Regions from separate parts of the Homo sapiens genome. Here region 2 is linked to region 1. Evidence: read pairs that join two places in POLR2A ChIA-PET (ENCODE). Cell type or tissue: OCI-LY7. All regions are shown on one strand. Each heading gives the region's core, and the rest is flanking DNA. Links, peaks and the distances in the headings are about the cores only. Region 1 overlaps TSHZ2 (teashirt zinc finger homeobox 2). Region 2 overlaps TSHZ2 (teashirt zinc finger homeobox 2).

What was found. Peaks named below come from ENCODE experiments on the same cell type or tissue, not always from the same donor. Only the 100,000 strongest peaks of a DNase experiment are listed, where the experiment ranks them.
Region 2: POLR2A ChIA-PET joins it to region 1 with 6 read pairs; 2 of 35 experiments call an interaction of 5 or more read pairs at or near these places.

Annotation. Positions count from the first base shown.
Region 1 is chr20:53,225,055-53,229,454 of GRCh38, forward strand. All of the region lies in intron 1 of TSHZ2 (teashirt zinc finger homeobox 2), which reads left to right. Among named protein-coding and RNA genes, the nearest start is that of TSHZ2, 250 kb to the left of the region's middle. In OCI-LY7, for the core only: a CTCF peak has its summit at 1,793; DNase peaks (open chromatin) are centred at 1,397, 1,927 and 3,127; H3K4me3 peaks cover 2,322 bases; H3K27ac peaks cover 1,777 bases.
Region 2 is chr20:53,087,232-53,091,631 of GRCh38, forward strand. The region is part of intron 1 of TSHZ2 (teashirt zinc finger homeobox 2); the gene reads left to right. Among named protein-coding and RNA genes, the nearest start is that of TSHZ2, 120 kb to the left of the region's middle. RefSeq lists a silencer at 1,485-1,711. In OCI-LY7, for the core only: no CTCF peak of the experiment used is centred there; no DNase peak of the experiment used is centred there.

The DNA.
Region 1 (4,400 bases), core at 84-4,083:
CTTGTAGCACAAAAGCAGCCCTAAGTAAATGAATCAGTATGGCGATGTTCCAATAAGATTTTATTAGTGAAAACAGGCAGTGGGTCAGATTTGGCCTGTGGGCCATAGGTGGCCAATCCCAGGCTTAAACCATCTCCTGTTATTGACTTCTTAAGGGAAAGAGACTATTGAAGGCAGACCCACTCTTCTTTCTCTTCCCACTCACCTCCTCCCATACTTACAGACCATTCCATTAGGAAGCCAACCAGAGGTTAAGTCAAAATATGCCTGCTAATTGTGTACTTCTATTGACGAGAGCCCATCATGGGTCCCCTGGGTCTTGTACATAGTAGGCTTTCAATAACTATTGAGTGATTGATTGATTGACCCATTAACGGAGAGAGCTGGATTCTGACGAAGGTTAACGGAGATTGGAAGGCCAGAGCTTCCCAGGTGACTTCGCCCTCAGTGCTGGAAGAAGGGAATGTTCGTATTGATGCAGGCTTCGCATTGATTTAACACTGCAGGGTCTGCAAAGCATTTTATTAGGTATCATGTCATTTAATCATTCAAATCTTCGCAACTCCGCTATGGCAACTATTGGTAGTTTTGTTTTACAGCCGAAGAAACTGGTACTCAGAAAAACCAAGCAGTTTTCCTAAAATCACACCGCTTGTTCATTGGCAGAACTGAGGCTTCAACCCAGTTATCTCAATTCCAAAAGCAAGTCTCTTTCCATGATGTCCGGAGCTCTGCTAAAGAAATTTCTGACAAATGAAAAGTGGCCTGGTTGCTCCTCCAATATTATTACAGCTCTAAATTGTAACAGGGAAAGAGGGAATCGGTTTAAATATACTCAACTTTAAGTTATTTGGAAAATAAGTGAAAAATTCTACTATGGATGTATTTATGTATAATTCCACATTTATCAAAGGTTTTTGTAATGCTATAAAGTTATATAATAAGGAATATATGTGACATAAAGAATAAATATACATGTATATGATAAAGTATGTATACATAGACATTATCATGAAAAGGATGAAAACCATAAGTTTAAAGAAGATGGCTCACAGACTAAATTTAACACACACACACACACACACACACACACACACACACACACATGCACACAAACACAATGCTAACTCAGCTACTAATAAACCCAGTGGCCATGGGAGCTTTGGGGACAGGCCTAGGATTTGGGTCTCAGCCTTGCCGTATTCTGTCAGTAACCTTGGGCAGTGTCCCTTCATCTGTAAAAAAGACACAACAAAAATATTTCCCCTGCACAGTTGTTATAAAGGTAAAATGAAATATTGTATGCAAAGCACCTCTTACCTGCTCTGTGCTCAGTAAATAGCAGCTGTTATTGTCATGAAGTGTGTGGGTCGGTGTGTGTATGTGTGTGTGTGTGTGTATGTGTAACTCTCTCTCTTAATTAGAATAGTCTGTGGCCAGTAACCGTGTCAAATCCTTATTCTCCAAAGGACTTAGCATTGTGAGTTTCACTTAGAAGCTCTTTAATAGATGTGTGTGAAACCAGGGAATGATTTGGAAGTTAGGATACCATATTAACAAGGGTATTATTATTATCCTAATAAAGCTCAGGTGTTCAAATGGTGTATTTAGAACAGGATTTCTAAGGCTCGGCCATATTACCATTTGGGATAATTATTTACCGGGTACCGTCCTGTGTTATCAGTGTTTAGTGGCCTCCTCAGCCTCTACCCACTAGATGCCAGTAGCACCCCCATTCCTACCTCATCCAGTTGGAGACAAAAATGACTCCAGATATTGTGCCCTGGGAGGCAAAATCCCCCCGTTGAGATCTAGATCCAGCGGTGTCTGAAAAGTCCTCCTTATGTGAAATTTCAATAAATAGTAGGGTTGTTGTTCGGGGAACTGAAACTCCAAGGGTTAGAAAAGTCAGGTGAGTTTTTGTGGTCACGGAAGTATCAGTTTAGAAAATGCAATTTGCTTTCATATGCAGAATTTTTTACTTCAACAAAGGACTTTAGGGAAGAAAATGCTGATCTCACACCGGCTTATTGAATAGCATTTTGCAAACTCCAGGCCTATTTCTGTAAACCTTCCAAAAGAGAAAGCCAGCCTCTCGGTGTCCTGAGCCTCACTAGATGATAATATATGTATGAGATCCGGAGAAACCCATGCATTCCTAGGAAATACTTCAAAGTTATTTTTTAACATCAAAACAAACAAGGGTCAGTGGGTCTCCCGTGCAGCCTCTGTCTATTTATAATTATATTTTGTATAAACATATTTGGTGACTGTGGAAAAGACTTCATGGGCACACAATGGCAAGCGTTCTTCAAAACTGTCTTTAATTATTCATTTGGCTGTGCTATATTTTATGTTTCTTTTCATAAATGTTAATCTTTATTATTGCCTTAGTAAGTGGGGAGGAAAACACACACACACACACACACACACACACACACACACAGAGTAATACCTGTTATTAAATGACCTATCAGAGTGACATGGATAAATGTTGGGAGTGATTTAATTGTTTCTTATCTGCAGTTTTATACAGTTTCTATCAAACTGAAGGGTAATTTTTTTTAGTAGCTGCTTATTTTAAATGTACAAAACCCTTGTGTGTAATTCCATTAGCTGCCCTACAGCATTGCAATCTACAGTTTCCCTGAGGCTGTTGTGAAATATTGATGAAATCCTTGCTTTCGTGGCTTGCTCTGATACACTAAACATTTGTCTGATGTTAGTTGAACTTGAATGGATCTGTTCAGAGCTATATCAGTACTGACTTCAAAGGGAGTGAGGCTGTTACAGTATTTTTTCCTCATTTTTCTTTCTTTCGTTCTTCCTTTTTTCTCTCCTTTTTCTTATTTTTAACGAACTGAAGTTTCAAAGTTTTACCACGGTATACTTTATAAAAACAAAGTTTATATCAAATGGGCCCAAGTACGTAGCAAACTGCTGATCTTTATAATTTCAAATGGTGTTTTTTTTTTTTTTTTTTTGATTCTGGTTTGTTGCTGGTATCATTTAAGATATTTTGATACAGAGGTGGATGCTGGCCCCCAAAACACACACACACACACACACACACACACACACACACACACTCACAGAGACAGAATGGGAGAAGGATGTGAAACAGAAACCCTGGTTTTGTGAAGTTAGCCTCAGGACTCTGTGCCTCTGGAAGTCGACCACATAGGACTCTCCCTTTCAACGTTGATGAAAAGGCACCATGAATGAGAAAACTCATCTCCAACTGACTTTTTCCAGCTAAAGTTGTTTGAATGGAACTTCACAACTTTCAGGACTAGAGCTCACAGTTATTCCTGTGTTTTCTGCTCAGGTTGTGAATTATAACTGCTGAGAGTTACTAATTTGTAAAAAGCGATATAACAGTCTTTTAGGAGCTTATAAGCAGTAAAATAGCTTCCAAAGCAGGGTTTCTCAACCTTGGCGCTATTGAGATTCGGGGTCCGGTAATTCTCTGTTTTGGGGCTGTCCTGGGCATTTTGGGAGGCTTAGCAGCACCCCTGGCCTCTGCCCATTGGATGCCAGTGGCACCACCTCCCGAGTTGAGACAACCAAAATTGTCCTCTGCCCATTGGATGCCAGTGGCACCACCTCCCGAGTTGAGACAACCAAAATTGTCCTCTGCCCATTGGATGCCAGTGGCACCACCTCCCGAGTTGAGACAACCAAAATTGTCCTCTGCCCATTGGATGCCAGTGGCACCACCTCCCGAGTTGAGACAACCAAAATTGTCTCCAGACTTTGTCACATGTCCAGTTGGGGGGAAAAATGCCCCCCAACTCCTCCTGGTTGAGAATCCGTGCCCGAAAGACACAGCTTCCCTCCACTGTAATAGAAGGGTCCCTTTATGTCTCAACAGGCGGGATGACCTTGCAAAATTCTCCAGATGAGTGTCTCACACGATCATTCTTCAGATCAGTTTTCTAGAATGATTTTGACCCATACTCGGGAGTCAACACACTCTTTGCACCTTTGCTTTTTAGAGTTCTCTGGAAACAGGAATCAGAACAGGAGCATTTTGTCTTCACTGAAACCTCTAGAAACGGGCTGAAGGGGCTTGACCCTGAGCTGGATGGCATTAGTTTGGGAAGCATCGATTGGCTATGAAAGCTCAGTAAATTGTAATGAATGAGCCCCAAAGTGACTTCCATCAATTTTTTCTTCCAATAGCCCCACCCCCTAGAGGAGCAGCTAACCCAGTACGTCACCTTTGCCCTGGGTCAGTACGTCACCTTTGCCCTGGGTCACTTAGTACAACTTTTCCAACAGATCCTCCAGCAATGCCACCTTGCCATTGGCTTCACGCTCACAGAGAGCAAAAGCAGCCATGTTTTATATCAACAATTGGCCCTCTGTCATAACTGTTTCAAAGACAGGTGATTTAC
Region 2 (4,400 bases), core at 73-4,072, 140 kb before region 1:
AAGTAAACAAGTAGTTACTCCAAGGGATATTTCCAGGAGATTCTTCAACTCCAAAGGCCAAATCTTCACGTTTCCGTTACTGTAGAGCTTTCTAAACACAGATAATTGTTTGCACAGTTGGTCAGCTCACACAAATCCCTTGGCAGTTTCTACAGACATTTATGCATTACACATTTTCGATCCTTGGCCCAAAGTTCTGATGTTTTAGCTCTGACAGTCGGCTCATGAGAACTCAGACTTCTTGATGCAAGCCCCCAGTCTTCACTTTTGAAAGACCATGGACCAAAGTTTTAATTGCCTCGTGGGTGTCTCTTCCTCTTCACTGGGTGCACAGCGTTACTCATAATCATGCTTCTGATTTGTGTCTGTTAAAAGAAGGATCAGAAACAGACTGGCAAGGTCTTACAGTTCTTGGTAAAACTCTTGGAAAAGACTTTCTTTTTTGATTTGCTTGTGTATTTTAGTGGTGTCTTCAGGCTATTTAGAGAAAAGTAGTATGTCTATTGATTCGGCCATTGGCAGGGACTTAAATGATGGTACGTGTTGGCTGTGTAGTACCTCTGCTTCTTCTAGTTGGATTAAATCCAAGGACAGGTAAATTCTTTTGGCATTTGGCTTGACCAGAGACTTTGTATCTGCCATATTGGTAATTGGCCACCTTGGTGATTTTTGGACTAATGCTCCAGGGAGAGAAACTAAATAACTCTCTCCTCCAACCTTTTCCCAAGCAGTTCTCTCTACCTGGCATTATTTTTTAAAATTGACTTAAGCTTTGCCCCCTCTTGGAAGCATTCTATTACCCCATGTCTGTCTTCAAGATGAATTCAGCTTCCTGCTCTGTTGTCCCATAAGTATCCTGGGCATAGTTCTGCTCTGGGACTCATCACCTATTGCTGAAATCCTTTTGTTTTCTTACCTGTTTCCTACTGAACAGAGAGCTTCTTGAGGTCCAGCACTGGGGCTTAATTTGATTCATTTAGTAAGTTTTTGTTGGGAACTTACTATATATGAAGCACTGGATTCAACTCTGGGAACTCAAAAGTGAACAGAATGTACACAATTCTGCTCTCATGGAATTTATAGTCTACTGGAGTTAGACAGACATTTTAAAAAATTATCATACAGGAAATTGCAATGAGTAATTTTGTTGGGTACTATGGAGGGAAATCCTTTAAGGGCCCTGTTTGTTTCTGACTTTAAAGCACTAGCAACAAATTGGCATTAACTGATTATGTGATTTGAATGGAATTGAGGATCTCAGCGTTGGCCCTCCGTCCTGCTGTTGTCAACTCTCCCAAGTTTTTAAATGCCAAGTTGTAGTTGCCTTTGTTCCGCTAAATTGAAAAATTTACCCCGTGCAAATGAATAACTAAATTCATATTTTTTTGAAGAATTCTATCTAAATGGAGATTTGATGGCTTTCAGAAACCTTTAAAACTTCCCTTTCCCCCATATGAATTCCACTATGGATTGACATATGGCATATTTTCAATGTCTAGTTTTTGTAATTAATTGAAGGCTCACTCTGTCTGAGAAAGAGAGTGCTTTGGCATTTCCGAGACCTGTGGATTCCATCCAGAGTACCACACAGCAATGCAGAGACTCCACTGCCGCTCACCTAGCTAGGAGGCTGCAGCTCTGTTTGTGAAATGTTGCTATTCAGCTTTCAAGTTTATTGGGAGCACTGAGTTCCAAGGATAGCAATTAGGTTGTTCTGCATTCTTCGGCTGGCTCAGGATGCACGTGCTGAGACTGCACATCATAGCAACGGCTCCTTGACTGCCAGGGAGAACAGTGTGAAAGCTTTCCGTGGCTCATCTCAACCACCTCCTCCTCGCCCCTGGCGCTCCGCAATCCTCTCTACTCCTTGGTGATACCTTTTTAAATCTCCCCATTATGTTCAACAGCATGTCAGCTGAGAGTTCAGGCTTACGAGATCATGTCCAATAGGCCAAAGTGTCGAAAATAAATGTTAGCTCATAAAACATACGTGGCACATCTATAGGGCCTGAGGAAAGCCCACACAGAGAAAAAAATCTTAAGTGAACTTGTTTAACCCAGCAGTGACAGGTACAGGAATGGGATTTTCTTTTTTTTTTTTTTTTTTTTTATTAAACAGAGTTTTTCCAACTTCCAGGCTGGCAAAGAAGTTGTAAAGGGAATGTACATTTTGCACCGTAATAGAAAGAGATAAGTAGGGATTTTTCCAAGATTTGGAAAGCTGGTCTTCGTAAGTCCATTTATTTATTCAACAAAAACTTTATGAAGTATCTATTACATGCCAGGCACTGTACTTGGCATTTGGGATAACATAGTGACTGAGAAAAGATTTGCCCTTGAGAAAAATCACAGCCCCTTTGGAGGGACTGACATTAACCATTTAATCACATAAATATGATTTTTCACACAGTAATAATAGCTATGAAGATTAAAAAGCTAGATCATAAGATACGTGGCTATAAGAGAACTCCCTGATAGGGTGACATTTTAGATAAGTCTCAAAGGGTGAGAATAAACTGTCTACATGAAGAACAAGAAAAGAACCTTTCAGTCAAAGGAAATAGCAAGTGCCCAGACCCTACTGAGGAAGGCCTGGGGAGCGCCCAAGAATCCTGTGTTAATCAGGGTTCTCCAGAGGGACAGAACTAATAGGATAGATGTATATATCAAGAGGAGTTTATTAGGAGAATTGACTCACAATTGCAAGGTGAAGTCCCACAATAGGCCATCTGCAAGCTGAGGAGCAAAGAAATCAGTCCAAATCCCTAAACCTCAAAAGTAGGGAAGCTGACAGTGCAGTCTTCAGTTTGTGGCCGAAGGCCCAAGAGCCCCTGGCAAACAAGTGTTGTAAGTCTAAGAGTCCAAAAGCTGAAGAACTTGGAGTCTGATGTTTGAGAGCAGGAAGCATCCAGCACAGGAGAAAGATGAAGGCCAGAGGACTCAGCAAATCTGCTCTTTCCATCTTCTCCTGCCTGCTTTATTGTAGCTGTGCTGGCAGCTGACTAGATGGTGCCCACCCAGACTGAGGGTGGGTCTGCCTCTCCCACACCACTGACTCCAATGTTAATCTCCTTTGTCAACACCCTCACAGACACCCCCAGAAACAATACTTGGCGTCCTTCAATTCAATCAAATCGACACTCAATATTAACTGTCACAAATACGAAGGAGACCATTCTGACTGGGGTTGAGAATAGGGTGGAGAGAGTCAGGGCATGAAGCCATGGGGGAATAGGTTTGCTGGAATTTGAAAGCCATGAGACAGAGTGAGGAGTTCCTTCCAATTGAAAGATTTTAAGCAGCAGAATTCAGACATGAACTTTGGCTGGGTTTGGAATGGAGTGCACCTCTGTAAGACTGAGGTGCACCATTTCCCCGTCTGCCAAAATGGAGCAGCTGACAGCAGCTTGCTTGCAAGGGTCTCCGAGCCCACAAGCCCAGGTGTGCTTTGAGGTGGCTTCCTCAGCATCTTAAGATAACTCACAGCAATTATTTTGCTGTGGATTTGCAGAATAAACAAAGGCTTCATCGAGCCTCTGGTTTGAGGTAATAAGTCACTAATGCTGTGTGTGCACACTCCTAAGCTTCAAGCCTGTGTGGATTCTTTCTTCAATTTTACTCCCCTTTTCGTTTGCTGTTTTGTTTCCAATATGTCATGTTTCCATATAACAAAACACGCATACAGACTTGATACCATTTAATATTTAATTCAAATAATAAAATACTTACCATATCAGATAAAATGTTTACATGTATGAATGTTTATATTCCCTCAGGAGTGTGTTTTGGAGGATGGGTGAAACTCTGATAGCACACAGTGGCATTTTAAGTGGTACACAGATAAACTTCCTAACAATTTAATTGTAATGTATTTATTTTAAGGTGTAATACTTGTGTAAAATGAGGACCACATCAATTTGGTAATTTTGTAGCTATTATCGCTAGATTGCCAATGTCAGTTGTGATAGAAAATACACTGTTCAAATTCATTTACTTAAGAAGTGAGTTTATGTAAAGCCTGGATAGTAGTGCAGGAGATAGTTCTATAACGGCAACATTGGTGAAAGAAGTACATCTATGCTGAGCATTATAAAACACAGTCCCTTGAAAGGGATTGTGTAGTCATCAGCCACTTCTCTAGGTTTGTATGCCGCTCCCGGTTTTCACTGGATGTGGGTTGCCTGCTGAGCTTCCAGCAAAGCTACAGATTCAAGTTGCTTTGCTGAAAATATAGCTTAAATAATTTGTAAGATTTACCTACTACTTAAATCCTTCATTTATATTCTGATTTTGCTCATTAAAATTTGCAATATGATTGTATTTTATATGCAAAGCCATACTATTTCTTGGTAGATCCATTTATTCCCTTACCTTAGATTTTTGAAGATGCAAAAGTATCA